2 separate regions of the Homo sapiens genome follow, and region 2 is linked to region 1. Evidence: chromatin loops called from intact Hi-C (ENCODE). Cell type or tissue: IMR-90. All regions are shown on one strand. Links, peaks and the distances in the headings refer to the core of each region. The heading gives the core; the rest is flanking DNA.

Region 1 (16,110 bases), core at 4,773-12,772:
GTGCATTCCTGCAACTCGATTTTGCAACTCATCACTGTAGAATCCAGGTGGGTGACTCAGTTAGGAGGACTCATGGAAAGATAGCTGTGCAGGTGACACACAGGGCCGGTTAATGTTGAGGCAGGACAGGGTGCTAAAACCACGATGCCTTCGTCACCACCCTCTCATTTGTAGCTGGCCCTTCTACCCTCCTCCAGGCAAAACAAAACAAACTCTGGAGCAGACAATAAATACAATTATTTAAAATTAATTTTTAAATAACCTCATGACACTGCCGTTCCCCAGCTCAGGACCTAATCACAGCAAAAACAAAATCTCTATGTCAAAGCTTTTTTGAAAGCATGGTTTCTAAGAGCTGCTCAGCTGTTTCTGTGCCTCTTTGCTCTCCAGCCCCTGTTGAAATACTTGCTAATGCAAGAAATGGCCCTGAAACTAAAAAGCCATTAGGTCAGGACTTGACTAAGTCATCTGTGTATCGGACAGCACTTACATTTATACCTCCTTATCTCAAAGATGAGGACACAGAGTTTGTTGTCCACCTATGTCCCAGTGAGGAAATGATAAAAAGATTATAGGGACAAAAGAAAAAAACCTGCTCACAATTGCAGGTTTTCTAATTACAGAGCACAAACTCAAGTCAAAAAGAGGTTTTGGAGGGAAAAATTGTTCTCTCACTTTTTTTTTTTTAAGAGTAAAGATGCCCTATTTTCACTGTAATCACAGTGCAATAAAACCTGAACGTTAATCCAGTCCCACCAAGGCCCCGATATCCACCTGACTTATTGCATCCACAGTAAACAGACACCTCTACCTGGTACAGGCTCCTGACAATCTAGAAACCACTGGGGCTTTCCTTTGAAGGGTTCACCCTATTCACAGCAGTGATGCCAACTTTCTCAAAGAAGAACCATTTTTTTAAGCAGAGTTTTAAACTTGGCCAGAAGGGAAACCTGCCCAGGAGTCTGCTTAAGAAAACCTAAGTGTTTTCCATTGTGCCCAAAAATTGAAATTTTAGGTGACTCATCTCAGTTTTAGCCTTTATTTCCAGGCAATCTCTTAACATGTCAGGTCATGATTAATTCATAAATATTTAGGCAAAAACAGTACCTCCTAGGCTGTGTCTACTTTTGAGAAATTTGATTATCAGGAAAGTGATCACGTTAATAAGCAGCTGAGATCAGTTTCACGGTGCTGACATGCTGAGAACCATCAGTAACTGCCACCTTGGCACGTGGACCCTTATTTCCATAACCGCCTGTGTAATGTGTATTTTAAAAAGGGAGAGAAAACCAAGGCTGGGTGCGGTGGCTCACGCCTGTAATCTCAGCACTTTGGGAGACCAAGGTGGGAGAATCACTTGAAGCCAGGAATTCGACACCAGCCTAGGCAACATACTGAGACTCTGACTGTACAAAAATTAAAAGAAAATTGTTTTAATTTAAAAAACAAATAGGAGAGAAACCCAGAAGTAACTGCATTGAATGTAATGAATGATGCATTCACTGCCGTCTTGCTACTCTGCAAATGGCGGTGGGAGGAGGGCATTCCCTAAGCACCTTCTATGCTGTCTGCTACCCTCCCACCTGAGGCCTCCTAACCCCCTCCCTGTGAGGCAACCACTACTATCACCATTTATAGATGGGACTAGGAAGGCACAAAAGGATGAAAAAGCCTTGCCTGTGTAGCCAGAATTCCACTAAAGTCTGCCTTTGTACAAAACTCATGTTCATTCTACCACCCCTGATGCCGCCATGGTTCCCATAGGCCTCCGGGAATGAACGTGATTTTTCTTTTTTTTTCCAGAAAAAGACCAACAGTATTCTTTTCCAAAGCAAGCCTCACATCTTAACTCCTCCTTGCCTTCTATAATGTTGTCATTTTGAGACAAAGTGATGGATGGGTGGTCCTAACTAGGATTTGGTCCTGCCTCTGACAAAATTAACTAGTCAAGAACAGCTAGAGAAGAGTAACAAAAGAAAGAAACCACTTTATATAAAACAAGGTGATGTTTGTCATAATTATCTCTAGGCAAGTTCTAAATACAAACTCCTGGTGATTTTAGAAGTCAATTACAGAGTGACAACATGGTCGCTCAGATTACTAACTCTCAATCTGTTAACTAAGTATGTGACCGGATGCACCCAGCCTCCTTGATAAAACCATGGTGCTGTGCCATATGACCTGAAAGACAGATGAGTGGTGCTTAGACTGTTCTGAGTTAGGAAGCCCTTTCTGAGAATTTGATGAGTTATAGTCTCTCCCCAGAATTCTGCAAAAGAGCACGGACCCACCCAGTCCATCCATGAATGCCACTGCGTAGGTCTATACACCGTCTGCTCTGGAGTCTCCTCCAGAGTCTCCTCCCTTTTCCAAATAGTGATCACACTAGCTAGGTATTTCAGTGCCTTACATTCAACAAATGTTTAACTGTGACATAAAATGGATCACTGCAAAATGATAGCAAGTATACGCAGCACCTCAAACAGTACTCGGGCACATAGTCAGGGCTCAACAAATATTTGTCAAATGACTCAAAGTATTTAAAAGCATGCCCTATTATAAATTTTTTTAAACCATACAACTTTTTGTCAATTATCTCTTTCAAGCAGATAAAAATAGCATTCCCTTCAGCCAAAATTTAATGCAATTTATCCTTAAATTAATTAAAATATCTAAAGTTATTTTTTTATTACTACTGAATGCTACTAAGAAATAATGGCCTTTCTTAGGTCATTTCATATTTCTCTGCTCAAGAGCTGCACTTATATAAGAAAAAACAGAAATCAAAATTTTAAAACAGCCAAAATAATTTTTTAAACCAAAGCCAAACCTCTATAAAGTTGCTAGCTTTATTGTTCATCCCTTTCAGAAATAAGAAACTTTAAAGCAGTTTCCATAAAAACTTTCACTCTTAGAACAGCCATGTGTCACTAAACAACAGGGATACTTTGTAAGAAAGCCATGTCAGGCAATTTCATCATTGTGCAAATATCGAATAGTGTGTTTACACAAACCTGGGTGGTATAGCCTACTACACACCTAGGCTACTGCTCCTAGGCTACAAACCTGTACATGTTACTGTCCTGAATATTACAGGCAGCTACAACACAATGTAAGTATTTGTGTATCTAAACACACCTAAACATAGAAAAGGTACAGTAAAAATACGGTGTTATACACTTAGGGGACCACCATCATATATGCAATCCACTGTTGATGGAAGTGTTGTTATGCAGTGCACTGATTACACTTCTATTTCCTAGGCTTCACATTAAAACAGATTGCTTATTTAAGGCTCATTTGTTTTCCTACCATAAAATCTTTAACTAGCAAATTAATTTCTGCCACTAAAAATAAACAAACTACCTACCAACCAGTTTTAGGCTCACAGATAAAAATCCATACACACCCACATTCCCTGCGGATCCCATCAGTCTCTGATTTCTGCACTTGGTATAAATAATATGTTCAATATAGAAAGACAAACAAGAAGAAAAAAAAAAACAGTAAGGAGTTCGTCTTATTTATGGCCAAAGGTTCTCAGACTTTGGTCCGAGGATCCCTTAAGGGTCCCGGAGACCCTCGCAAATCTATGAGGGCAGATTCTCTTCCTAAACGTCAACTAAATACCACAAAAGAGCGAATGCAGAGGATGAGAATCCAGCTATCCTCTTTAAAACTCAATAAACTACAAGGCATTCAAGACATTTGTAGACATACATAACAATGCCACTCTTCCCACTATAATTTTTTTTGCTTTGGAAAAGTTATTTTTCATTAATAATGTTATTTGTATTAACACAATTTAAATTAAGTAGCTCTTCATCTGTTTAAGTGATTTAATTTTCTTTCTTACCCAGTAAGTATCAAAAATCAAAATATTAACCTAGTAAATATCAAAATATAACCCAGATAAACAAAAAGTTCTTCAGGGCCCTCAATAATTTGATTTCAAGGGTATCAAGATCATGAGGCCATAAGGCTTTGAAAATCACTGGCCTGTAGCAACCACCCTTAACCTTTCACTGGATTAAAAAACAGCAGCAAACAGCAATTGGCTGACTTAATCTGCCAAGTAAAATTAGACTTTCTAATTCAAACCACTTTATTAAATAGATAAGTACTATAATATTTTAGGCACTAATAGTACACATCATCTCATTATCCACTGCTTTTCATACTCATTTTTATACAAAGTTTGAAGAGCTACTTAATTTTATGTAACTGTAGCAAAATCCCACTAATGTGGACAGTGAACAGTTTAATTCCTCTCTATGGACTGAATTAAATGCTTAGGTTACAATTAGTGTAGTTTTCCCATTTTAATCATCATTGCCCAACAGTTTTCTGCAGTAATTAGGCAGGAAACACAGCATATATACTTGTTCTGAAAATATTCATTGAAATGATTAGAACTTGTCAAAAATTTGATATAAAAAAGATACATGTCCAAAACACATAAATCCACATTTGAACTAGAAAGTTCGTTGACTGCTAACCCTAACTTATAGACTTACAAATAACCCACAGTTGCCTGTAACTCAAGAACTGCTTCATACTTCTTGAAGGGGACAACCAATAACCCTCCCTCCACCCACTCCAATGAACCCATGAATTAAGTACTTGCATATATTTTTCTGTCAAAAATACCAACAGGAGGTTATCCGACACATTCGGAAATTCAGAAAGACACAGAGGTATAAAATACATCTCTACTAGCTTAAGCATACAAACCTCTGCCTATTCACACCCCTGGCATTTCAGAGAGGCACATACCACGTGGTATCACTTCCACAATTCTGATACCAGTAAGTTATAGGACTTTTGCTGAAACTTTCTCCAGTCTTGCTTCTTTTAGTAATTGTGTCACTCACTCCTCCTCGATTCTCTGGGAAAGGGCTTTGTTGCATGCTTACATACCTCGAATTGCAGATGCGTGTCCCATAATGCCTTACATATATGGTATGCACTCAATGAACATAGCCATTTAAGGTGAAACAGGAGTACTGAAGAAAACATGTTAAATTGAAGTCCCAAAGCTAGAATAAGTTCAATAGATTTAAAACGCATAACAGCCTAAAGGGCATGGGCTTTCCCCAAATTTCTTCTGTGATTTCATCCAGGGTTAGGTTTTTAAATTTGACACTCTACTGAACAGACATAAAAGATGACTATCTCACCGGGCATGGTGGCTCAGGCCTGCAATCCCAGCACGTTGGGAGGCTGAGGCAGGCGGATCACCTGAGGTTGGGAGTTCCAGACCAGCCTGACCAACATGGAGAAACCCCGTCTGTACTAAAAATACAAAATTAGCCAGGTGTGGTGGCACAGGCCTGTAATCCCAGCTGAGGCAGAAAAATCGCTTGAACCCAGGAGGCGGAGGTTGCAGTGAGCCGAGATAGTGCTACTGCACCCCAGCCTGGGTGACAGAGCGAAGACTCCATCTCAAAAAAAAAAAGACTATCTATAGGAACCCTGGAATGGCAAAACAATAAGGCTTCCTCCATAAACTAAAGCCAGTTTACTTATCTGTACTCTGTGTGTAGAATATTTTATTTCCCAGCTATAATTTTTTGTCCCCCCAATCCCCTCTCAACATTTTCCAGAGAAATTTATAGGACAAGAATTTTAAAACTAGCTACCCTTTCCTTCAACCATTCCTCACTCCTCCACGCACATCCAGATACATGAAATATACCAAGATCTGTCTCAAAGACAATTTTAAAAGTAGCTACTATTCTACACAGAAGAGGGGGGAAAAAACCCTGAACTTTTATCTTCCCCCCAAAACTTATACCAAAAAAGTTATCAGATTTAAATGTTCAGTATCCCTTTTTTTTTTTTTTTTTTTTTACCATATTAAACACAGTCAAAATACTGCTATGTTCAGAAAGAAGGAGGCAAAACCTGTAGGTTATCCCAGCTGAAAAGGGGCTGAATTCTCTCTATTTGCTACACAACATTTGAGACACACTTTAAGTACAGGTCTCTCCAGAGCTAACTGGCAGATGCATGTACAGATCAAATGTACACATGAAAAATGAGTGTGACTTAGGCTGGTGAAAACATGAACTCTACGCACACAGCCCTGTCCACTGAATTTCCTTCTTTTTAAGAGCTTACTGGTATGCTCAGTTCTTATGTCTAAAATAGATATAAGATCAAGTTCACATTCCAAGGACAATTATGCAAAGAAAACAAGATATGGAAACCTAGCAACCAAGATGCATTCACAGAGGATGACTGGTTTAAGTAGAAATGGTACATTACTAACCAACTTCACAAAGGGATTGTGATCTCTTGCCTCTAAAACTGATTTAAGATATAAAAATGAATATTCTTTTAAACTACAGTCAACCAGACTTAGAATGCAACCATTAACACTTTTAAAGTGAGGCAGGGGAATATACAGATCAAAGTGTATTTCCAAGTAAGTAATCACAGCAAATAGTTTTGCCTCCAAATTATGCCTCTCTTGTCTGATGCAAGTTTTGTAAAAAGACAAGAGCAGAGCGAACAGTCATATAAGAAAAAGAAATTTTAAAGGAAAAAAAGTAAAAGAAAAAAGCCAGGTCACTGAGAGAGACAGGGAGAGTGTGCATGTCTGTCTGTGCCTGTGTGGAGAAGTGTTGTCAGAAGGGGACCGTGTGTGTGTGTGTGTGTGTGTGTGTGTGTGTGTGTGCAGCAGGCGTTTGAGTACTTACTGTGCCCGGCTCTCTGTCTGCTCCCGAGGTTACCAAGAAACGCACAGACATGCCCGTTCAGACACAGAGGCAAGAACAGAAATAAAAAAAAGGGGGGAATAATTAGAACACAAGCCCCAAACAGTTTTAAAAATGGCTTTTATTTATATAAGTCATTGCACATTCCTAATACAGTGATTTCCTGAAAATTACAGTATTTTGTAAACATAAGATTTACAGTTTAACCATACACAAAGCCTATTTTTTTATTTCTTGACAGAATAAATTACTTTTCTTCAAAAAATTAGTCAAGTGCAATTTTGCCCAATATTTAATGCATACTAGAATTAAAGCCTATGAAACTAAGTAGTAACAGATGCAATTATCAAACCTTTCATTTGAACACATTCACTTTCAAATTTAACTTCTTATTTCGCCCCATTTAACAACATTACTTTCTTTGAAAATTACCCAATTAAGCAGTTAACAGTTTTCCATAATATGGTACAGGCCACTGGCATTAACTAGGCAGTTGCCAAGATGTCAAGATGCCTGCAATCTAACGAGATCGAGAAATCTACAGATGCCCACAGCAAACCCTGCAAACTTCCAGGGTGACCTGTGTTTCAGTGGAAAGCTTTGCGACAGTTCCTCTTATCTCATTGTTTGCTCTCTGTATAGGTTGGGGCTCTCTTTAGCGATGCACACAACTTTGCAGCACTGTAAGAGTATGAGGACAAAGTCCTAATCTGGCTTGCCCGGCCTCTCACCTCTGTGGTGCTCTGCATCGTGGTGCTTCTTGTCATCTTTTATTGCCAAGTGAGACTGCCCACTCAGAGCACTAGACAGCGCAAGAAGGCCGGCACTGCCCCCGAGGGGCGGGATTCCAGGAGGCTGAAGTCCCGAAGGGTGAGGCGTAAGGGGAACTGGGGGTCCGTGGCCATGAGAAAGATGCTGAGCTTGCAACTGCTGCTGCTGTTGGTGGTGGTGGTGAGAGAGAAAAAGGAGGAGGAGGAGGAGGTAGTGGTGACAGTGATGGCGATGGAGGCGGCATCCAGGGGAAAACAGACATGACAGGAGGGGAAGGCGGAAACAGAACAGGAGGTTCAACAAACACACAAAAGGAGCCAAGAAAGAGAGGGAGGAAAGGGGAAAAAATGCGATTAGTGCTTTCAGTTCATCAAAAGCTTTCACCTGCTCAATTACCTCTCCCACCTTCCCAAAATATAATCCTCACATCTACACTGTCACTTTCTGGTATCACTCACTCCGAGAGGGGAGCTGTTTATTATTAAGCAAGGCTGGCTACATCAGTAAGTAAACATGAGCTAGTTCTGTCTTTATGCGCCTCCAGGGATGAGATCCAGCATGTCACTCAATCTAAGATGCCACAGATTTTCAGACTCACGCTGTTTTCAGAGGGATTAAAATGGGGGTGGGGATGCATCCCACAATATAGTAGCCATACTCTCAACCTGTCACCAGGTAACTCCATTTCACCCTACACCCTTGCATTGACTTACCACAGTAGTATGATGAGACAAAACCAAAATACTATCACTAAGGAATAGAATTTGGAAAGGAAGACCCAGTAATCTGGGTGGGTGTCTCATGCACCACCCAGGCACTTATGCCCCCTTATTCCATCAATCCCTCTCAGTACTGTGAGGAAGTATTGCAATTCCCATTTCCCAGAAGGAATGAAGGCTCAAAGGCACTGACTAAATTGCTGAAACTCTATCCCTAGGCAAGAGGGGACTGCAGTCAGTACAGGAGCAACTCTTAAGGCTGCTGTTTACCATGCTGCCACAGACAGGGGAGAGGATCTCAGGGAGCCAGGCTTGTGGCCGCTGGAAGAAACATTAGAAACGAAACTTTGTTTATCCTTTCCTTCCTACCAAGCTCCACAACTCAAACCCACTCTTTCATTGTGACTGATGAAAATACTGAGACCTAGAATGGGTAGGACCGTGGATGAGGAAAGCACTTATGTGTGGGACTCCAGCCAGCGAGCCAAGCCCCCGTTCCCAAATGCCTTTTCCATGACTGCACTTTGCCCCCATTGCTTAACCCATTCCAGAAGTTCTAAGTCTGTTCTCATTACACAGTATCATTGCTCTTATACATTATATTTAAAAGCACATTGTATGAAATGAAAAAGTATCCAAGAAATGGCCCCTGTACCATGAATCTGGCCACATTTCAGCTGTCCAATATAAAACTTATTTTTGATGAGACAGTAAAAATGATTAAGGCTCAATTTCTAAGGTGCAATGTTAGAAAATTCTCCAGATTCTGATTTGTGCTCACTTCCTTGGGACTCAATTACTCATTTTATTTATTATCCCTTTGCGTGCACTGAACATATTAAATCTTCATGCCAGATCTTCAGTCATTTCTACCCAGCCCACTGATTTTTAATGGAATCCCAAACACAGTTCCCAGCCTCAAAAGTTAGAGAAAACACCATCTTAAGGCAGAAATCAGTGTCTGTGGAAATTTTACAATGAATTTTCAAGCACTCCAACTTTTCTAAAAATGTTTAGGGTCAGGCACAGTGGCTCACTATAATCCTATAATCCCAACACTTTGGAGGCCAAGGCAGGAAGATCACTGCAGCCCAAGAGTTTGAGACCAGCCTGGGCAACATAGGGAGATTCCATCTCTATTTAAAAATAAATAAATAAAAATGTCTAAGAGCCAGCCAACCATCTTTATAAACTTTCATTCTTTTCAAAGAGAGCATGGTTCTAATTAGAAGCAAAATGGAAAAGGGGATGAGGTCAGAACAGGCAGCATTCATAGCATTCTTGGAAAGTATAAACTACTCATTCACCATTTGAGATCATAATAACAATTTCTTTATGCATAAAATCACCTTCCTGTCATCCCAAAGACACTAATTCTTGCTCTGTCACCTTTTAAGAGCTTGGCAATAGTGAGACATAAAACTGAAGAAGCTTGCAGTGGCATCACGGTCCACTAGGCATGCTCATTAGCACTTAATTAGGAACTAGACACCTGCCATAAGAAATGTGCTTGGAGAAGGATGAGGAACAGGACTGCCCTACCAGCAATTACTATCATTACTTGGAGAGTAAGAGCTGTGTCAGGCTTCTGGGTGGGGGGTGGGGGGAATGCAATGATGCATACACAAGCAAGTGCAGCGGGTAATTAAGCACGGCACTAATTAAAAGAAGATGAGAGAGGCTAAGCAGAGGGGAAGGAATCTAACTACAGGGTGGAGGATGCCACCCTCTCACCCCTCTCCCTGCTTCCCCCACTCCCCTAAAAATCTAGAATGGAGTCACCAGAAGATGACTTCAGAGGTGGGATTCTTATGTCAGACCAAACATACTCCGGTAATATTTAGATACTAACAAAGTAAAGATTTCCGGCCAGGCACAGTGGCTCACCCCCATAATCCCAACACTTTGGGGGCCCAAGGCAAGTGGATCACGAGGTCAGGAGTTCAAGACCAGCCTGGCCAAGATGGTGAAACCCCGTCTCTACTAAAAATACAACAATAAGCCAGGTGTGGTGGCGGATGCCTGTAATCCCAACTACTGGGGAGGCTGAGGCAGGAGAATCATTTGAACCCGAGTGGCAGAGGTTGCAGTCAGCTGAGATCACGCCACTGTACTCCAGCCTGGACGACAGAGGGAGACTCCGTCTCAAAAAAAAAAAAAAGAAAAAAGAAAAAAAAAGATTTCCCCTCCCATAAATCCAAGCTAGCTTTCAGAAAGATGAACTGGGGAAGGTGGGTCATGCCTGTAATCCCAGCACTTTGGGAGGCTGAGGCGGGTGTAACACTTGAGGTCAGGAGTTTGAGACCAGCCTGACCAACATAGTGAAACCCTGTCTCTACTAAAAATATACAAATTAGCCGGGCGTGGTGGTGCATGCCTGTAATCCCAGCTACTTGAAAGGCTGAGGTGGGAGAATCGCTTGAACTTGGAAAGCAGAGGCTGTAGTGAGCTGAGATCGTGCCACTGCACTCCAGCCTGGGTGACAAGAGTGAGACTCAGTCTCCAAAAGAAAAAAGATGAACTGGGTAGTAGATTCTGATATCTTACTGTGAAGAGGTGATGGCTTACATAATGGGGCTTTGCCACAGCTGTGAAGTAAACTTTTGTGGTTAAACCCAACAGTTTGACTAATATCTATCAACAGCAACATTCAACAGCCTAACTGGCCATGGGTAACTTCCACCTCTACCCTAATCTGACCTTCTAGGTCCCCTGAACAAACAGCTCACTGTCTGTTATTAGAGGTAACTGGGTTCTTCCATCCATTGCTTGGCTACAATGAAAGTTTCTTTTTTTTTTTTTTTTTTAAGCAAAATCCTATCAAATTGAAAGGAGTACTAAGTAACAATCAAATGGATCACAACTGCTGAAGATGTCGTGATTCTAGGAAATGTGGCCATTCCACCTCATATTCGACTTCTTGTTTCTGCAGGGCAGTGCTCCTAGATAATATCTAAGTGTCCATCGTCTGGCACAAGCTTGGAACACATCTGAGTCAGGGAGGGTAGGTATCATGATACCTACCCATTTCACAGACGATACTGGCTCAAAGCCAAGAGGCTTGCTACAGGGCTCAGAGCCAGAATGAGGGCTACAAACCTTTTGTTTCCTAGGACAAGATTTCTCCTGTAACCCCAGCAGCTCAATCATGTTCTCCAGAATAAGAAAGGAAAAGGGCAAAGCCATTCTCTACTGAGACTTCGCATTTCCCCCACTGCTCAGCTAACCAGATGCTCTTGAGAACACCTGATACTACATACACAGAGACAAATCCACCCTCACCAACAGGCCTAATGGCAGTGACGGGGGAGTTTACGCTTAGACTGCATGAGTACCATCTCCTGTCCCCCCTTCTCAATGCCTGTCCTACATCTGCAAAAGGACACTATCCCTTGCCCCCAGCTCTCTTCCAAAGAAGCACGTCAAGAAGAATCAAGCCTAACAGTGCTGGCTCTGGCTTTTCTCAGAAGTAGATGCTTAACATTATAAACACAAAGTGTCATTTCTAAGATAACATATTTATTTAAATGAGTAGAGGGTCCAAATCTAGAAGAGTAAAACAGCTATCTCCAAAAGGACAGCGCTCCTCTGTCCCATCTGTCTTTGGAAGCCCATTTTTTCTCAACAAGGCTTACCTGAGACAATCTTGTACTTATCACCTTCAACAAAGGAAAAAGTATGGATGCTACTTGAATATATTTTAGGAAAAAGTGATACTGATACTACTATATAGCCAAAACCCAATAGCTCTGCCAATCAGGAGAATTTATGCACACTTTTCTTTTTTTGAGACAGAGTCTTCACTGTTGCCCAGGCTGGAATACAGTGGCGCAATCTTGGCTCACTACAATCTCCTCCTTCTGGGTTCAAGCGATTCTCCTGCCTCAGCCACCCAAATACCTGGGATTCCAGGTGCACACCACCACGCCCAGCTAATTTTTGTATTTTTAGTAGAGATGAGGTTTTACCACATTGGCCAGGCTGGTCTGCAACTCCTGACCTCAAGTGATCCTCCCACTCCGGCCTCCCAAAGTGCTGAGATTACAAGCGTGCGCCACCACACCAGCCGATACATGCATTTTTTTTGAAGCAAAGTCTCACTCTGTTACCCAGGCTGGAGTGCAGCAGTGCAATCATGGCTCACTGCAGCTCAAATGCCTGGGCTCAAGCAATCCTCTCACCTCAGGCTCCTAAGTACATACTTAGCTGGGACTACAGGTGTGCACCACTACACTTGGCTAATTTTTTTTTATAGAGATGGGGTCTCACCATGTTGCCCAGGCTGGTCTGGAACTCCTGTTTTCAAGCAATCCTCCTGCCTCAGCCTCCCAAAGTGCTGGGATTACAGGTGTGGGCCACTGTGCCTGGCCACAGCTTGGCTAATTTTTTTTACACAGATGGGGTCTCACCATGTTGCCCAGGCTGGTCTAGAACTCCTGGCTTCAAGCAATCCTCCTGCCTCGGCCTTCCAAAGTGCTAGATTACAAGCGTAAGCTACCATAGCTGGCCTGCATCTGTACTCTCTAACCAAAACCTGCCCGTCATTTGGAAAACTGCAAGATGTTTTTTTCAACATGACAGGAAGGATGAGGAAATTTATTCTTCTATCTAGGCATTAGTTTACAGTAATTAGGAAATTTGCTTAAAAGTCAAAATGCTTGTAGATTTATACAACATAGAACACACATGCAAAAGTTTGTAAAGTGATTAGTAAAAGTTGTTTTTTTTTTTTGTTTTTTTTTTTTTTGAGACAGTCTCGCTCTGTCGCCCAGGCTGGAGTGCAGTGGTGCAATCTCGGCTCACTGCAACCTCCACCTCCCGGGTTCAAGCTATTCTTTGTGCCTCAGCCTCCACAGTAGCTGGGATTACAGGTGAGCACCACCACACCCAGCTAATTTTTGTATTTTTAGTAGAGATGGGGTTTTGCCATGTTGGCCAGGCTAGTCTCGAACTCCTGGCTTCGAATGATCAGCCCACCTCGGCCTCCCAAAGTGCTGGGATTACAACAGGCATGAACCACCGCGCCCAGCTGAGAAAAAGCATTTTTGATAAGCAATGACAGTTTCTAGCAATATAGCTGGTTTCTCAGGCTATGATTCTAGACCACTGGTTCTCAAGCAGAACCAATTTTGACACCCCTCCCCTCCCTGCTTCAGGGACATATGGCCATGTGTGGAGGTCACTGCGGGGGAGGGAAAAGAATGCTACTGGTGCATCTAATGGGTGAAGGCCAAGGATGCTGTGAACATCCTACAATGCACAGGACAGCCCTCACCACAGAGAATTATCCTGCCCAAAATGTCAACAGTGCTAAGGTTCACTAACTTGAATTTAGACCTAAGCTGATATTCTGTGCCATTAATTAGAATTCATGTTCTTGTATGCTAAAAGACTTGCCAAATTCTTGTTTAAAAAATAAAAATACTATTCAACATTCAATCACATTCACTGTCCTTTCATCGCCATCTGAGTACCCTGTCACAACACAAAAAAATGAACATCTGCTTTCTTAAGCTGATTCCACTAACAATTTCAAAAATTAAAAAAAAAAAAAAATCCTTGTATTTTACAAAGCAATTTGAGAAAGGACTACACTGGGAAATTTTACATACTGGTGTTCTGGGGCCCTAAAGGGAATGACAAACATTCAGATTTGGGGATAAAGAGATCAGTGCACTTGCTCTAACCAAAATCATTTGAATAGGCTGAGAGTGAGACAAATAAAACAAATGCCAAACCCTGAGTTAATGATACTGAAAACCCACAAGGAATAAAGCGATCTCATCCATGTCAAACAACAGCCACGCATTGAGAATTTTAATTCACATTTTACTTAGTGCAGCTTGGGTCAATTATATTACTATAATGAAACTGACTTTGCTGTTTACATTCAGAGTGTTACTGTAATGGTATAGTTTCTACACACAGTCACAGCACATGGCTTATCACCATGTTGTTGTAGCCTCTAACAACTGGGAAGGACACCCAGTATGAAAACACAGGCCAATGCCCACCTTCTCCTGACCGGAAACTAAGCTCCTTACCACCAACCATGGAATCAACTTTAATTTCTGAAACTTCACCCGCTTTGTAACCCCAAGAAAAACTATGTCATAAAAATCACAGACTTAACCCAACCCAAACTAAAACCATGCCCCTAAGTGGCACCTCTGATGCTAAGAGTGACAGTAAGTGGCATTTATAGCACCCGGTATTTAAACACTTTCTTTTAAGGGGACAAAAACGTGAAAAAGAGCATTTGTTGACAGTTCTCTCCAAATCACTCTTCCTTGATTTCTGCTATTTCCCTGTTCTTTAAAACACTCAATTCCTATCTTGGGAGACAGCAAAATAAATAAATAAATAAATAAAAATAAAGAAGAAAACTGGTATGCTACGTAAACACGTGCAAAAGAGCTGTCTGGCAGCAGAAAACATCAAGGACACTACTGCAGGAGTTATCGCAAAACCTCCCATTATGTGAATGGCCTCTCACGTAAAGAGGGGCAAGGGTGATCAACAGGAAGAAACTGCTTATGGGGCCAAGAATTCTCCAGCCACTTGAAGACAATAACAAAAACTAAAATAACAATCCACTAAAGGCCCCATCTCAATGCAGGAGCACACAGAAAATGATGCATGGGCAACCTAAGGAATGGGAGAAAATATTTGCAAACCATACCTCAAATAAGAGTTAACATCCAAAAAACTCAATAGTACAAAAATTAAAAAATAAGTATCCTAATTTAAAAATGGGCAAAGGACCTCCTGAACAGACATTTCTCAAAGAAGACACACAAATGGCCAACAGATATACAAAAAAATGCTCAATATCATTAATCATGAAGGAAACGCAAATCAGAGCCACAATGAAATATCACCTCAGGCTGGGCGCAGTGGCTCACGCCTGTAATCCCAGCACTTTGGGAGGCCGAGGTGGACGGATCACCTGAGTTTGGGAGTTTGAGACCAGCCCAACCAACATGGAGAAACCCAGTGTCTACTAAAAATACAAAATTAGCCAGGTGTGGTGGCGCATGCCTGCAATCCCAGCTACTCAGGAGGTTGAGGCAGGAGAATTGCTTGAACCTGGGAGGCAGAGGTTGCAGTAAGCGGAGATCGCGCCATTGCACTCCAGCCTGGGCAACAAGAGCAAAACTCCATCTCCAAAAAAAAAGAAAGAAAGAAAGAAATGTCACCTCAAACCTGCTGAAATGGTGGGTAACAAAAAGACAAAGATAGTGTTAGTGATGGTGTGGAGAAAAGGAAACCTTTGTACACTGTTCTTAGGAATGTAAATTGGTACAGCCCTGATGCAAAACAACAGTATAGAGGTTTCTCAAAAAGTTAAAAATAGAACTACTTTCTCAAAAAGGTTAATTATCCCTTTTCTGAAGTGCTTGGGACCAGCAATGTTTGGATTCTGGATTTTTTTCAGATTTTTAAATATTTGCAATATTCTTACTGGCTGAGAATTAGGGCTGCTCAATCTGTACATGATCCAGCAATCCCACTTCTGGGTATATATCTAAAGAAAATGAAATTGGGGTCCGAGGTCCGGGCACAGTGGCTCATGCCTGTAATCCCAGCCTTTGGGAGGCCGAGGAAGGTGGATCACCTGAGGTCAGGAGTTCGAGACCAGCCTGGCCAACATGGTGAAACCCCGTCTCTACTTAAAAAAAAAAAAAATTAGCCAGGCATGGTGGTGGGTGCCTATAATCCCAGCTACTCCAGAGGCTGAGGCAGGAGAACTGCTTGAACCCAAGAGATAGAGGTTGCAGTGAGCCAACACGGTGCCACTGCACTCCAGCCTGGGTGACAGAGTGAGACTCCGTCTCAAAAAATGAAAGAAAAGAAAGAAAGGAAAGAAAGAAAGAAAGAGAGAGAAAATGAAATCA
Region 2 (16,110 bases), core at 3,151-11,150, 76 kb before region 1:
TTCCCAGAAAGTCAAAGGTCAGTTTTTGCTGTATTAATAGCTGCTCTGGGAGGGTCAGTGTTGTGCTATCCTACATTTTTTCCAGGGCCTGGAGATGCAATTTCCTACAATCTGCAGGCAATTTCCCACCAATTTTCTTGGGGAGCTAATAGGCTGTGACAGGAGATGGAGCTAGCAAGCAGCAGGCGGCTTCAGAAAAGACAAATTGCATCTCTGCCACCTAACTGGGCAATCTAGATCGACAGAGTTTATAGCTTTGTAGTGTTATTGGGCCCCATGCTAACAGCAAATCATTCACGCTGCTCGCCGAATTTCATATTCCCTTCCTTCTGAATTTGTTATTGCCACATATCACTTTGTAGCACTTTCCCTGGAAATTGCAGTAAAAAGGGGATCACATATATATTAGCGACTTCAATGTCTCTTAAATGGCTTACCAGAGATTATTAGCATTCAATAATTTCTGTCTACAGAGTTAGGGCTAAGCTGGTAATTTTTAAGTCATGGGGTGGGAATGTTGGAAGGAAGAAGGCACCATGCAACAGGTTGCAATCCTTTGGGTAGCAAATAGAGACTTTTTTTTTTTTTTTTGAGATGGAGTCTCGCTCTGTCACCCAGGCTAGAGTGCAGTGGCGTGATCTAGGCTCACTGCAAGCTCCACCTCCCGGGTTCATGCCATTCTCCTGCCTCAGCCTCCCGAATAGCTGGGACTACAGGTGCCCGCCACCACGCCTGGCTAATTTTTGTGTGTGTGTTTTTAGTAGAGACGGGGTTTCACTGTGTTAGCCAGGATCGTCTCGATATCCTGACCTCGTGATCCACCCGCCTCAGCCTCCCAAAGTGCTGTGATTACAGGCGTGAGCCACCGTGCCCGGCCGAGACTCTTTCTTATATCTCCTCTGACCATGTTCTTGTGTACAGTGAAATGCATTTCAAAAAATAACATAAACATTTGCAAAATATGCTTGCAACACTGATTTATGCTTTGCCTAGAATGTTTCTTAAAAACAGTGGAAATGTTTTCATAGAATGAAATAGAAACATCTTTATTTTGTATTTAAATCTTCTTTCATATTACATAAATAATACATGTTCAACCTAAAAGATTTAGGATAGATAAGGGAAGGGGGGAGGTCTGATTAAAGAAAAAACATAATCATTGTACCAACTCAGGCATTTTTTAAAAACTTTATTTATAAAAGACCTACTCTGTGCCAGGCCTGGCACGTCCTGAGGTTTACAAAGATGAATAAGACAGGATCCCTGCTGCTGGGGATTTCACAGTCTAGTGGAGGAGACCAGCATATAAACAGATAAATTGCAAGATGTTGTGGCCACAGTTGCCTGGATGCTTCTTTTGAAGAAAGGGGGAAAAAACTGCCTACAAAAGTAAACTGAGGTGAGAAACAGAACAACTCAGATGGAATTAAACAGTGCAAGTAAATAAACAGCAGAGATTCAGTCAGGTCAGCTTTCCTCAAGTGGTTGTATGTGAAGGGACTGATGGAAGCGTATGGAAATAGTAACCAATGCACTCTGTGATTATTTGCATCTAGGGACTGTCACTGGAAAAGCAGATCAACAGGAATGTTTTGGACAACCTGATCTATGCTCTAAATTACTCTCACATTAGGATAATTGCACACTCGTGCCCTGGCATAAGGAGGCTGGAGTGAGTCTCAAGGTTACAGGAGTCTACAAGAAGGGGTTAAGAGCAGAGTATGTGGCCGGGTGCGGTGGCTCACGCCTGTAATCCCAGCACTTTGGGAGGCCGAGGTGGGCGGATCACCTGAGGTCAGAAATTTGAGACCAGCCTGACCAACATGGAGAAAACCCATCTCTACTAAAAGTACAAAATTAGCCGGGCATGGTGGCTCATGCCTGTAATCCCAGCTACTCAGGAGGCTGAGGCAGGAGAATCTCTTGAACCAGGGAGGCGGAGGTTGCAGTGAGCCGAGATTCTGTCATTGCACTCCAGCCTGGGTGACAAGAGCAAAACTCCGCCTCAAAAAAAAAGAGCAGAGTATGTGCCAGAGAGGAATGCAGAACCCCTTGCTAATCTTGTGAACCTCATTTCTAAATAATATCTATCTTCAAAGAACTTAAAGAAGTCTGAGTTTTTTTTAAAGGAAGAAAGAAAATAAAAAACTAAAACCATCACTTCCTAAAGATTAGGAAGTACCTAATCTTCACAGGTTAATAAACACTGAGGCAGAAACACCTCTCATCTCTCTGAACTGGATTAGCCTCTGGAAAGAGTAGGTAGTCTCTGCTCTATTTGCTGATATTGCTGATACCTCTATAAAAAGTAGTATTATGGTGCTTTATTTTTGGCTCATTATCATACCAGTATGTGTAAGCAGTACACAAAAAAAGATCACCTCAAAGAGAAAAAGCAACAAGTTTTGGCATGGAAATTTTCAAACCTTGAGAGTTGCAGGGTTGATTTAAGCAGATTATCCTGGCTTGCTGGTGTGGAGGACAGGCAGGGGAGGTTTGCCCAAGCAGTAGAAAAGCAATAAGGTCTCTGCTCCAAACCATCTGTTCCACTCGCCGATTGTGGGATCTGAAGCTTCATCATCCATACTTATTCCTATCCTGAAAACTTATTTTGATGATCATGAGTCTTGAAGACAGAATGTTTTTAATCTCAAAGTGTCCAGGGCTAGGCCCCTAATAATCCTACATAAACACTGACTGACTAAGTAGAATGAAGAAGCCCTTAGCTAAAATGCTAATACTTTCTGGTATAAACCAGTCACTATCCATTTGCCCCTCACTTGAGGAGGTTCCAATTGAATAGGTCTCAGGAAAGACTCCTGGCATCTCCTGGCGGATTCTGCCACATAGCTAGGTTGAAAACCCCTGGGATAGGTATGGGGTGAGAGGAATGGAACGGACACCAAATGTATACCTCATAATGAATCTCTAAGAATGGCAATGACACACTGTAGAAAAAGCATAGGAATGAGCCCTCAATTTAAAGACCCACTTTAAATCTTACCAGCTATGGGCATTTAGCCAAGTGAACTAGTTGTGGCTTTGTTTCCTTGTCTGTTACAGTGCAGGTGGATTACAGGAGGTAGTGCTTATGTAGCACCATGGAAGCAGCGCTTATGAAGAGGGTAATGCTTACTAACCTCAGCCATTATGACCAGCACTGGCAGAGCACCTTATACAGGGTACACTTACAGAAAGCCCCTCCTTCCTCTCCTCCTTCTACTCTTCCTCTTCCTATTCTGTTCATCATCCTCCTCCTCCATCTCCCAGGTTGGCAACGGATGCTCTGCTCCCCCTGCTTAAGCCACCCCCTAATATATGAAGTGCAAAGCTTCCCCCAGGTCTCAGGTATCACATGGAATCAGCCTAAGCACTGAGGTATAGTGTTTTCTCTTTGTTCTCCCTCTTCCCTTTCTCTGGCATTGCATGCCTCTTGGGCATAACTTCCAAATGGGTGAGCCATGATAGAATATTCTTGCTCCATGAATGGATGCAGTCAGTTCCTTCTTGTCATTTCTAGATAAAATGGTTTTGAATCAGATTCTGTACTATGCCTTATATGCTACATTCACTTCTCTTTCCATAAGTAACAGAAAAGTGAACCCTATAGTTAATACCATTGGAAATAATATACAAAATGGCATCCTTTTGCCTTGAAAGAGTCAGAGGGCATCTCTGAGTGTTTTACTTGTTACTTCAAGAACAGGAATTAGGTCAGGGAGAATTTGGCTCATTAAATTTCCTTCAAAGATAAAGACAAGTTAAGGACTTGTCCAAGGTCACATAGCATTTCATATATTCCTCAATCTCAAAATTAAAAGAAAAACTTATGGACACATTTTCATGACCTTCATAAACTTAGATAACAAGAAGTGCAGACTCTATAACTTTTCTCAGGGCATGTAAGAACTAGGAATGAACAGCCGGGTGCAGTGGCTCATGCCTGGAATCCCAGCACTTTGGGAGGCCAAGGCAGGCGGACCACGAGGTCAGAAGATCAACACCACCCTGGCTAACACGGTGAAACCCCGTCTCTACTAAAAAATACAAAAAATTAGCTGGGCGTGGTGGCGGGCACCTGTAGTCCCAGCTACTCAGGAGGCTGAGGCAGGAGAATGGCGTGAACCCGGGAGGCGGAGCTTGCGGTGAGCCGAGATCACACCACTGCCTTCCAGCCTGGGCGACAGAGCAAGACTCCGTCTCAAAAAAAATAAAAATAAAAATAAAAATAAATACAATAAAATTTAAAAAAAGAACTAGGAGTGAACTTGTAGAGGTCATGATGAGACAAAAAAAAAGAACTTTCAGTTATGCTTACCCTTTAATACTAAATGCATATCAGTTACTAAATCTAAGAATATTTAGAAAGAAATGATATTGAATAAAATTAGCAAGGTTTGCAATTTTTCATGATATGAATAAATGAGATAGAATTAAAAATATTTCCTACTTAACACTGTCCAGTGGGAAAGAAAATTAGTTTATGCTTAGTATAAGGATACTTAAAATTTTACTATAATTCAGCCCTAAGGAATTTTTTAATTACCACAGTAATGAAAAATGTAAAATTACTACAAGCGTGTGTGCTGGGATCTTTCAACACCCACTCCTCAGCTTAAATCACTTGCCATTTTAATATCCAATTTCATAAATACAATATTTCCAAAATGTTTGGCCCTTCAGAACAAGGCAGGAGTGAATACATGATAACATCTAGCCATAACTTGCACTCAACAAGAAAAAAAAAAATGGCAATATCCATGGATTGTACAACTCCAACTGTGTTTAAATGCCAGCCAGTCATTTCTTCATCAGGAGCAGTGACAAAATCACAAATTCCATTGCTGCTCTGTCTTCAGAATTGGGTCCAACAAATCAGAAATAACAACCTCCACTAGTTTGTGTGGTCTGGCAAAAGATTAAGCCAAAAAAATTAAATATTTTCCCAATCAGCAAATGTTCCTATGAATGGATTGGCCAACAACCCCAAGTGCATTTCTTTGAATTATATCTTACATGCAATCCCATTTTTTCCAGTGATCCATTAGTTAACCAGAAATACTGTACATATTTTAATGGGTTAGGGGACCTTAAGGGAATTGATGCATCTCAAATGAATGCCTCAGGGGACTCTGGTTTATTACATAGAAGATAATTCTTTCCTGAAAAGGAGCAAGCTTCATTTGAAATTAAGATTTGGAGATCATAAATGGAATCAATTGAGCCAAGAAGTCTTTTGTAATGTATGGCCCATGGGAGACAAATAAGCCTTTGCAGCAGGTTATTCGAGTGGTGAGAGGAAAGGCTAGAGAGCGACACAAACCTCTTCTCCTACCTGCCTCTCATCAGAGCCTGTAAACACAACATTTTTTGAAGGAGACTTAAAGGATTTTCCTGGTCAATGTGCTGCACTAAGAAGTTCTTTCTTCAAAGGGGCAGAGAGGGAGAGAGAGACTGAGAGACAGAGAGAGAATGAATGTTGGTTGTGTTCCAGAATATCTTGACGCAGTTAACCACAAAATAAGTTATTAGCTTATTGTAAGTGCAGCCAGTTTTAAAGTAATGGAGTAATCCACTGTGGATTGCAGCAAGGAAGTGGAACAAAGGGTGTGAAATGAACAGATGGATTTGATTTTAAACAAATTAGGCCCATGACAAGGGATGTAACAAGTCATTTTTTAGTTTTCCATGCTATGGGTTAACTTTGCTTGTGACCTTTCCAGCCTGTGAGCTCATTATTCCTTTACCAGGAACTCAGACCTTTCTGGGAGAACAGCTTTCATGCTCTGCAATTGTAAACTACTGTCTCTTGCTTCTACTAAACTGATCAAACGAGGCACTACAGAGACTGCCAAGACAGAATGCATGATTACTTAATCTTCAAACTATTTGTTCTCTTAATCTCGTACTCATTCTTGGCCACGTTGATAAATACAAGAACAAATGTTCCGGAGGTGTCACACCTGTAACCCTGGGTTCTGAGAGCACTTGACAATCCCCTACTGGCATATCCATTCATGTGGCTGATACCTACTCCAGGCAGACTTGTGACATGGGCCATCTGTGTCCTTTCCACTCTTTCTTTAATCCCCCGTGTGCCTCCCTGTCCCAACTTCATGTGTTCAGTCACAGAAAACCACTGGAGATAGCCCTTCTGCAGTGAGGCACAGCCCTCCGCCAAGCCTGAACTCCCTCACAGGATCCACTGCCTCAAAACGTCTTACTGTCTTCTCACTGCCTCAGTAAAACCCTCTCTCCTTACTGCCAATGCCATCTAGAGCTTTGGACAGAATTGATAGGTGTATAGAAATTCACACTAAGGGGTGAATGATTGGCCCCTTGACCTAAATTACAAATCTCTTGACTCTTCCCTCTCCACAGAACCACTAGGGTGAACGGTCTAAAATGATGATTCCCTGTGACCCACAGAAAATGTGAAAGTTCCCAACTTTACTCCTCCTGGATCCTCACCCTATTCAACCCAGCTCTGCCCAGACATCAACCCTGCTTCTCTCTCTTCTTGTCCCAGAACCCAGACTGACATGATTACCTTTCTTCTAAATCTTCTTAATCTAGAACACACTTGCTCAGTCACAACTATTTAGCAAAATCTGAGGCCAAAATCTTAGTTCAAGCATTACCTCCTCTAGAAACTTCCCTGACTCACACCCACTCAAGCAAAGGTCGTGGCTTACTTTTGGTGTCAAAACCTTACCTAGTTCATGACAGCGACTCTCAGCAACATTCACTTGATTTCTGCAAATTCAGCCCTACCCAAATTGTTCCCTTAATTACCTCTAAAATGTGACTGACATGACACTTTTGTACGAACAAAAAAACAAGGTAATTCAGTGTGTGCGTAAATGCTATGCAATGAGAGTGTGTGGTAGAGAGACACCAACACAAAGAGGAGGCTTGCGATTTGTTCCTGTTCCCGGAATGAGGGATCCTGAAGCCATATCCTTCAGTCTTGTCCCCCAGTTAGATGCCAGGAGAAAGGCCTAAAGGGACTGAGGTGGGGGAGATGCTACAAGGATCCAGAGATTACATCAACCCTGACAGCCACTGGATGGACTGGCGAAGACTGCCTGCCGTTTACTTCTTGCAGATTTGCCCTCCAGATCCCTCTCCTCCCTACAGAGAAGGCTTTGTCAGCCTAGCTCTGAGTTTGTGGTCATGCAGAATCCAGAAAATGTGTGGCAGGAAGAGTATGAGACAGGCAACAGGAATGTGGAATGATAACTGCTTGCGGGATTGGTTCTCAGTTTCTTATTTCTGTGAAGAGAAGTAGCAGGGCAGAAAGAGCAAAACAAGAAGGTGAATGGGTCACAGGGAGTGAGGAGGGGGAGGGAAACTGAAAAGGTACAGGAGTCGGGTCTAAGAGATTCTTTAAGTTTAGCATGGGAGAGGTTTTGAGGCCCTTCAGGGGAGAAAAAAACTGAGCAACAGAGAAAGGGGTTGTTGGGAAGTGTTGCTGTGGATTTCACAAAAACATAAAAGTTGACTTCATTCAAAATGGTGGTTGGCCCTGGGGTGTGGGTATTGACTGACTGAGAAGGGGCACAAAGGAGCCCTCTGTGGTTCTGGAAATGTTCTCTATCTTGATCTGGGAGGTGTAGGCGTGCCAGATAAAATACAGGATGCCCAGTTAAATATTTGGGACACATTAATACAAAAAATTATTTGTTGTTTATCTGACATCAAATGTACCTGGCTGTCTTGCATTTTTGTTTGTTAAATCTGGCAACCTGAGGGTGGTGGTTACATGGTATAGAACAGGTAACCACCTGGGGGTGATTTTGCCCCTGCAGACATGATATAAAATCAACTGGGGGTGATTTTGCCCCTGCAGACATTTGGCAATGTCTGAAGATATTTTTGGCTGTCACAACTGGGTGGGTATGCCGCTGGTACCCAGAGGGTGGAGGCCAGGGAGGCTGCTAAACATCCTGTATTGCACAGGACAGTCCCCCACAACAAAGAATTATCCAGCCCACACAGCAATAGTGTATACCTATGTAAAAACCCAGCAAGAAGACACTTGCTCGAAGCACCCTTGCTCTTTTTACTGTATGTATATTATAATAAATAAACTTATGACAGAAATAATTCTAAACCAACAAAACTATTTACAGTATCAGAGACCTTAAAATGGGTTAAAAAAATGAATTAGATAATGGGATAATGAATCTAAATAACATCAGAAAAAAAATGGACCTCATTTTTAACATTTGTTCATTGGAATGCACTTTAATAAATTTGAGTCCTTGAGGAGACTGAGCAATATGCACTTGATGTGGTTTGGCTCCGTGTCCCCACCCACATCTCATCTTGAATTATACTCCCATAATTCCCACGTGTTGTGGGAGGGACCCGGTGGGAGGTAATTGAATCATGGGGGCAGTTTCTCCCTTACTGTTCTCATGGTAGTGAGTAGGTCTCACGAGATCTGATGGTTTTATCAGGGGTTTCCACTTTTGCGTCTTCCTCATTCTCTCTTTGCCTGCTGCCATCCATGTAAGAGAGGACTTGCCCCTCCTTGTATTCCGCCGTGACTGTAAGGCTTCCCCAGCCACGTGGAACTGTGAGTCCCACTAAACCTCTTTCTTTTGTAAATTGCCCAGTCTCAGGTATGTCTTTATCAGCAGCATGAAAATGGACTAATACACGGCTCCAGGATTTTTCGAGTTGCCTATTTTTTCAGTATTTACATAAGACCTCATGGTTCCCTGTGGTTCCCCAGCAAACTCATAGAGATACCATGAGATATTTTAAATTCTCAAGAGAAACACAGAGGTACTTAACAACTGCCAGACACTGTACAAACTGCTAGCCTCAACTAGTTCAGTTTTAACATGAGGTCACAAAATTCAATATGAAACAGAAAGTGAGGGTTGGTGGTGCTTCCATAATTTGAGAAGCCGTAGTGTTCTCAACTAGCGTACACAATCTCATTAGTAAGTGTGGTCATCTAAAAAATTTTTTTTCTTCCGATTTATGTGTATTTATTTAAATGTTTACTAAGTAATATATAGGGCGCAGGTACTATTAAGTTGTTTTACCCTAATTACTTAATAAGCAGAACTGGGCCAGGCATGGTGGCTCACGCCTATAATCCCAGCACTTTGGGAGGTCGAGAGGGGAGGATCACTTGAGGCCAGGAGTTCAATACCAGCCTGGCCAACATGGTGAAACCCTGTCTCTACTAAAAATACAAAAATTAGCTGGGCGTGGTGGTGTGCACCTGTAGTCCCAGTTACTCAGGAGGCTGAAGGAGGAGAATTGCTTGAACCCAAGAGGCAGAGGTTGCAGTGAGCTGAGATCATACCACTGCACTCCAGCCTGGGAGACAGAGCAAGACTCTGTCTCTCTGTCTCAAAAAAAAAAAAAAAAAAAAAAAAAAAGCAGAACTGTAGATATTTTCTTTAGGTTTGGAGTGCCATGAAAACATCACTGGGTACCGTGAACAGAGAAAGTTTGGGAACCTCTGCCTAAGAGAACTGAATGATTGTATAAATTTAGCAGTATTTATACAATACATAGCACACTGATTTGCAGTTTTTGAAAGTAAGCGTGTTTCCTCCCCCTTGAAAAAAGGCATTGTCTTAATCGTCTTTGTCTGTCCAAAGACAGAGAATGTTTGCTGAATGGCAGTTGAATGAAAGGGGGAACATTAGCAGCTTGTTACTCCCAGAAGAGCGTGGCTAACGTGTGATTTCAATTGACGGGATAAAATTTGAAAACCCACAAAACAGAGAAGAAAGCAAGGAAATTTTTAGACAGGGAGATGTGAGGAATGGGGCTTTCCCTGTGTCCTGACATGACAGAGCAGACACAATGGCCTCCTCTGTCCCTGGGAGTGGCTTGGCCTTCATGTGAGCACAAAAGACATAAGATAAAATTCCTTGGGCTGAACATTAGAGCAGTTGATGTCACCATATCTATCTCATAATCACCAGTGGAAAACAGCCCATTCGCCTTGAGCAAGCATAGAATTTTTCAGCTGTGTTCAAAGCATTGCCACAGCCATGTTCATTTTGTCACCTGCTTCTTACTTGGTGAAAAGCATGAACATCACGGGGCTCCTGTGCCTGGCCCTGGTTCAAATTTCCTGGCTTTCCAAAAGGCATGCAGGCCTCTCTGCTTTTGCACAAGGCAGTAACCCCTTGACCTTTTGCAGTTTTCCACAGTTGTGTCATATCCAGTCACTCACGGGCAAGCACAATTAGTGGTACTGCCAAGTGCGGGTGGAGAAATGCCAAGGCGGTGAGGAAGTGAATCAAAATGAATTGAAATTACCTGCAGAGAACTGATGAGGAGGACTCAGTCTGCCGCAAAAATCAATGAGTTACAAAACAAAACAAAAAAAGGTCTGCCTGAGAAAATCAATGAAACCCAAACGGGGTGACCATCGAGAAAAATTCTCACATACACACAAGTCATACCTGACCTCAGATGTGCCCAGCAAATCCAGCTCTTGCCCAGCTTGCTAAAGGGAGCATAACCCATCTACCCTCTGCAGCAGGATTTCTCAAGCTTCCCTGTGTATGTGAGACACCTGGGGACCTTGTTAACTTGCAGAATCTGATTTAGTAGGCATAAGGTGGGGGTCTGAGAGTCTACATTTCTAACAAGGTTCCAGGAGACATTTCTGCTGCTGGTGTGTGAACCACGCTGAGTGGCAGGCATCTAGAGGTATGTGGTTTCTCAAAGGGTAGCCCTTACACCAGCATCATCAGTACATCTGGGAGCTTGTTACAAATGCAAATTCTTAGACCTCCACTCCAGTCCAACTGAATCAGAAACTCTGGGAATAGGGTCCAGAAATCTGACTTTTAAGCTCTCCAGGTGTTCTGATGCATTCTAAAGTTTGAGAACTGCAAATATTCTAGATCTGTGTTTTCGTGTAGGTCCATGCCCATCTCTACAATAAAAATGTTTTATGCTAACCGAACCCTAAGGTCTCTTACCTTCCTCTGAAATCACCATCCCTTAAATTTCTATTTTATGTTGTTAACTTTTCAACAGTCATATTTATCTCCCAAATAGCTATTGTCTTGTCTTAGAAATGACATCAAGAGCTGCTTGAGAGCAGGGGCCATACCTTGTGTAGCTCTGTATTTCCAGCTTAGCACAGTGTTTGCCACATGGCATTTGCTCAACAAATACTTCTCGATAGGCTGATGGGTATTATGTGGATTCATGTTGAAGTCAAATATGAAGTGACATGCAGGAATTCATTTTCTAGTTCGAGCATCCTTTTCAACTGAATATAGGCATTTCTGTGAATACCTAATGCTGCATAACAAACCACCAAAAAACTTAATGGCTTAAAGTGACAATACTCATTTATTATTTCTCATGGTTTCTGTGGATCAGGAATTCAGGACACATGTGGCTGGCAGTTCTGGCTTGGCTTGGGGTCTCTGATGAGGTTGCAGCCAGATATTGGCAGGCTAAAGTCAAGCAAAGGCTTGAGTTCCTCTCCACTGATGGCTGCTTGAGTGACCTCACAAAATGGCAACTGGCTTCCCCAAAAGGAAGCAATCCAAGAGGCCAAGGCAGAAAGTCTGAGGCTGTCACTTTGTTTAGTATTCTATTGCTCACATAGGTTAGCCCCAGTGCGAGGTAGGAAAGGACTGCACGAGAGCGTGAATAGCAGGAGGCAAGGATAACTGGAGGTCAGTTTGGAGGCTGGCTGTCGTAGTGGGTATCTTCAGGTAGCCACAGACATTGCTTTTGCTCTCAAGGAGTTTGCATTCCTGAGGAAGACAACAAACAGTAAGCAAGTCCACAAATAGGGATTTAAGACAGAAATACATGTATAAAAAAAAATAAAACAAGCAGGCAACGGGGTGGGATGGGGCTGTGATTTCAGATAATGAGGCCAGGGACTCTATGTGGTCATGATATTTGAGCTGAACGATGCAAAAGAACCTCCATGTGGCAACCAGACAGAGGGAACAGCTTGTGCAAAGGCACTGGGCAGGAGGCACAAGCTTGGCATGCTTCAGAAACAGAAAGCAGGCAAGTGCAGCTGGAGAGTAGTAAAGAAACAGGAGAATGCCAGTGAGGAGAAGCCAGAATCCAGGGAGGCGGGAAGGGAGCTGGAAGGGTTTGGTGTCTCCAAAGCCAAGAAAAGAGAGCGTTTTTAGAAGGACAGAGTCATCCACTGTTCTAAATGCTGCTGAGAGGTTGAACAAGAAGAACATAAAGAATTGGCCAACGGATTTGGCAAGGAGTGCTTTGCAGACCTTGTCAAGAGCAGTTTCCATGGCGTGCTTGGGATTAAAAGCCTGATGAGTGTGTTGAATTGAAGCCGGGAAACGAAGACGTGGAGACAAGCAGTGTGGAATAATTCTGAAAAGAACTGATGTTGTGAGAAAACAAATGGGGCAGTACCTGGGGAGGGGGGAGGGGGGAGGGGAGGGGAACGTGGAGTTAAGAAAACTTAGTTTTGATTTGGTTTTTGTTTGGGGCTTTGGGTTTTAGGTTTTGGTTTTTGGTTTTAAGGTGGGAGATAGGACAGCTACATGAGCTGAAATATGCTGAAGGGAATGAGGTAGGATGCGGAAGTCTCTGGAACACAGCAGTCACTCAATACATGAGGTTCCCATCATTACCCATGTGACTAAATTGTACTTTGACCCAACTAGCTCGAGACAGCAGATGTGGCAATTTGGGAGACTTCTGTTTACTTGGGAATTGTAGTTCGTTAACTCTTCTCATTTAACCTATGAAATTACTACTTATACCTTAGTGTCTAACTTGTAAAGTTTATGGAAGTAGTAAAGCAATCTTTTGTTTCTAAAATATATAACTTTAAATTGCCATTGATTTAGACTTGTCTCCTTCCTCTCACTCTTCTGCTTATTCCTACTGAGTTTTTTTGTGGTTAAATATGATTGAGTGCAGAGACTTACCCCTGGCTGTGCTCTGCCTAGGGTGTTCCCAGTGATCTCAAGGGGTATTGAATTTTTCCTACATTTTATTGAAACTGTCAACTTTCATTTACTTTAATTAAATATATAAGTTATACAGAAGGGCTTTTTTTTTTAAACAAATATACAAAACATCCCATTGTTGCCTTGAGGCACCCTGGGGAAACCACAAGATCCCCTCAGTGATCCACAGTACTGGCAGCCTCTGTCTTCCTTGTAGTATTTTATGAATATTTTCCTTTTTTGTAAGTGCCATGAACTGCAGAACACTGGGAAATCTGATTTTAAAATACTGGATGGATGGAAGTCAAAAGTGACACAAGGCCTTCTTGCTTTCGCCTGGCTTCTCCATGGTGGGACCCCAGCACCCTTCCGTCCTCCATCACCAGCTCTGCTTGTCTGTCTTGGAGACTTCCTATCCTCTTTCCATTCACCAGCCTTGTATAGGACCATGTTACACTTACCTTTGAGGCTGCTGCCTGGAGAAAGGGAGGAAACAAATAAAATCAGTGATCCACATGTATGTGCTAGTTAATGTCAATCTCCTTGGTTGCTGTGAGTTAGTACAAGCCCTCCTCAGGAATCCCCACTCTAGGGGCAGATGATTAGGAAGTGAAGAATCCTAAACATGAGTCCATTCTCCAGATTCTGCAAATGCTCCAAATAGCAACCTCTAAATCAGCACCAGAAGGCTCCTAAATTAGCATATGGATGTTAGATTTAGGCTTTACATTGGGAAAATGTTTTCAAGGTGTATAGTTGGCTAAAATGATTATGCATGCACCACCGCCCTGCAGTCCAACACCTTCCAAGCGGTACCCCAGTTACAGAACTCCATGTGGTCCTGAATGGCCCCATTCACAGAGGACTCTGCTGCCTGATCTAGCTGGAAGACTTGCTGATTCTTCCCCGCAGGGGGCTGTTCTGAACGCCCAAAAGGACAGAGAACAGGGGCTGCACCAAGCCTAGAAAAAAGGTTGTATGATGCTTTTGAACCTGTTTTCTTACAAGTCTCTACACGTGAAAGAATTCTGTCTGAGACCAGCTTCCATTTTTAACCTGTTTCACTTATCTGCTGCTATTGACCACCCCCAAACCCAATGGCTTGAAGCGATGATTTATTATGTTTCATGATTCTGTTGGTTGGCAATCTGGGTCCTTTTTTTTTTTTTTAGATGGAGCCTCACCCTGCCGCCCAGGCTGGAATGCAGTGGCGCAATCTCAGTTCGCTGCAGCCACTGCCTCCCGGGTTCAAACGATTCTCCTGCCTCAGTCTCCCAAGTAGCTGGGATTACAGGCACCCACCACCACACCCAGCTAATCTTTGTATTTTTAGTAGAGATGGGGTTTCACCATGTTGGCCAGGCTGGTCTTGAACTCCTGACCTCGTGATTCGCCTGCCTTGGCCTCCCAAAGTGCTGGGACTGTCCTGAATCCCATGTCTGGCTGTTGGTGCCAGCTGTCGATGGGGGCACCTCTGTTAATGCTTCCCCAGGAGACAGTGCTAAGCTTTGTCACAGCATGATGATCTCAGGCTTCCAAGGGCATGAGAGTGGAAGCTAAATAGCCTCTAGAGGACTAGCTCAACATCACTTCTGACATATGCCCTTGGTCAAAGTGAGTTACAGGCCAGCCCAGATTCAACAGGGGCGGAGAAATAGACTCTGTCTCTTGTTAGGACTAGCAGCAACATCACATTGCAAAGAGGCATGGCCACAGGAAAGAATGACCCATGAAAGCCATTATTATATTGATCGATTCCCTCATCTGGTAGTGAGATGGTGGCAGAGGAGGCAAAGAATTTCTACCCACTGCTGATCATTCAACGAAAGAATCCAACAAATTAGGTTGAAGTACATCCTTTGTCAGAATAGATGTAAACCCTTTTTTACAAATCGTCTTCTTGATAATTTTGAATTTTTCTTCAGGAAAAACTTGTTAGGCCTAATGAAAACCTCATTTTTTTTTGAACCTCATAATTTGGCTGATGAAGAGTTTCAAGTATTCCAAAATGGAAAAGTGTCAGCATAGGCATTTTTGATTGCCTTATGTTTGCATGATTACTATTATCTTATTCAACCTCCAGCTCCATCGCTGGAGGGTTTCTAAACCACCTATAAAATTGGTAAGCGTTGCTTAAAATTGGACAGGCTAATACAGAAATCTGCTTTACCTGAACATGGAATCTGCAACACATCATAATTTGCTAATAGAACAACAGTGTCAATCCCTCTTCACCATCCCTGCCATCCCTCGAGATACCTTGTGAACTGAATGTGATATGTGTCCTGCTGACATATGGATCAGGTAGGGGTTATATCATCAAACCTGCTATTAAATAGTAGGAAGCCTTATTTTATTATTTATTACAGATTTTATATAACTATATATTTTATATTATTATAAATTATATTAATTATATATTTATGTATATTATACCTGTTTTTTTCTTCCTATGCCTCTGGTGGATCATGTTTCACACCTCTTTGGAGATGATAAAAGTTACCTTCATGCAATGCATAATTTATTACCTTATTTTATAATTAATCGTGTGTGTGACATCTACCATACTCAGGACTAGGACCAGGGTGAGGTGACTAAGGCATTTGTCATGTGCACAAAATTTAAGGAAACACCAGAAAACCCTGTAATCAAAATAAGTACTATTTTAATGCAATATTTTAAAAATCAAAGTTAATGCAAAAAAGATCCATGATGAACACAGTATGAAAGTTTTAAGTAAAGACAGCCTCCAACAGGGCCAAGATTAGCATTAGGCGAGTGAGGCTGTGTGCAAATGCAGAGTTGCACAGTCTTTATTCTACATGTTCATACTGTGTTCATCCATGAAACACAATCTGAGATATGAGATTTTTTAACAAGAGTTTTTGGATTCACAGCAGTATTGAGTGGAACATACAGCGAGTTCCTGTGCACGCCCCGTCTCCACACATGCACAGCCTTCCCCACTATCAACATCCCACACCAGAGTGGTGCGTTTATTACAATCAGGGAACCTACATTGTCACATCATCACCATTCAAAGTCCATCATTTACATTAGGGTTCACTTATGCTGGTGTGCATTCTGTGGGTTTGGACAAATGTATAATAACACATATCCACCATTATGGTAGCACACAGAATATTTCACTGCCCTAAAAATCCTT

What was found. Hi-C counts contacts between places; a loop is a spot of excess contacts. Peaks named below come from ENCODE experiments on the same cell type or tissue, not always from the same donor. Only the 100,000 strongest peaks of a DNase experiment are listed, where the experiment ranks them.
Region 2: a loop joins it to region 1, with 4 times the contacts of the local background. A loop is called at or near these places in 3 of 110 quality-filtered maps.

Annotation. Positions count from the first base shown.
Region 1 is chr9:81,626,644-81,642,753 of GRCh38, forward strand. TLE1 (TLE family member 1, transcriptional corepressor) reads right to left here. Exons shown (of 20, transcript NM_005077.5): 7 at 7,454-7,658; 8 at 6,705-6,721. Among named protein-coding and RNA genes, the nearest start is that of TLE1, 55 kb to the right of the region's middle. In IMR-90, for the core only: no CTCF peak of the experiment used is centred there; DNase peaks (open chromatin) are centred at 6,208, 8,688 and 9,458; H3K4me3 peaks cover 218 bases; H3K27ac peaks cover 2,905 bases.
Region 2 is chr9:81,552,727-81,568,836 of GRCh38, forward strand. No RefSeq gene overlaps it. Among named protein-coding and RNA genes, the nearest start is that of TLE1, 130 kb to the right of the region's middle. RefSeq lists an enhancer at 1-535. In IMR-90, for the core only: no CTCF peak of the experiment used is centred there; DNase peaks (open chromatin) are centred at 5,675, 7,185 and 10,175; H3K27ac peaks cover 1,740 bases.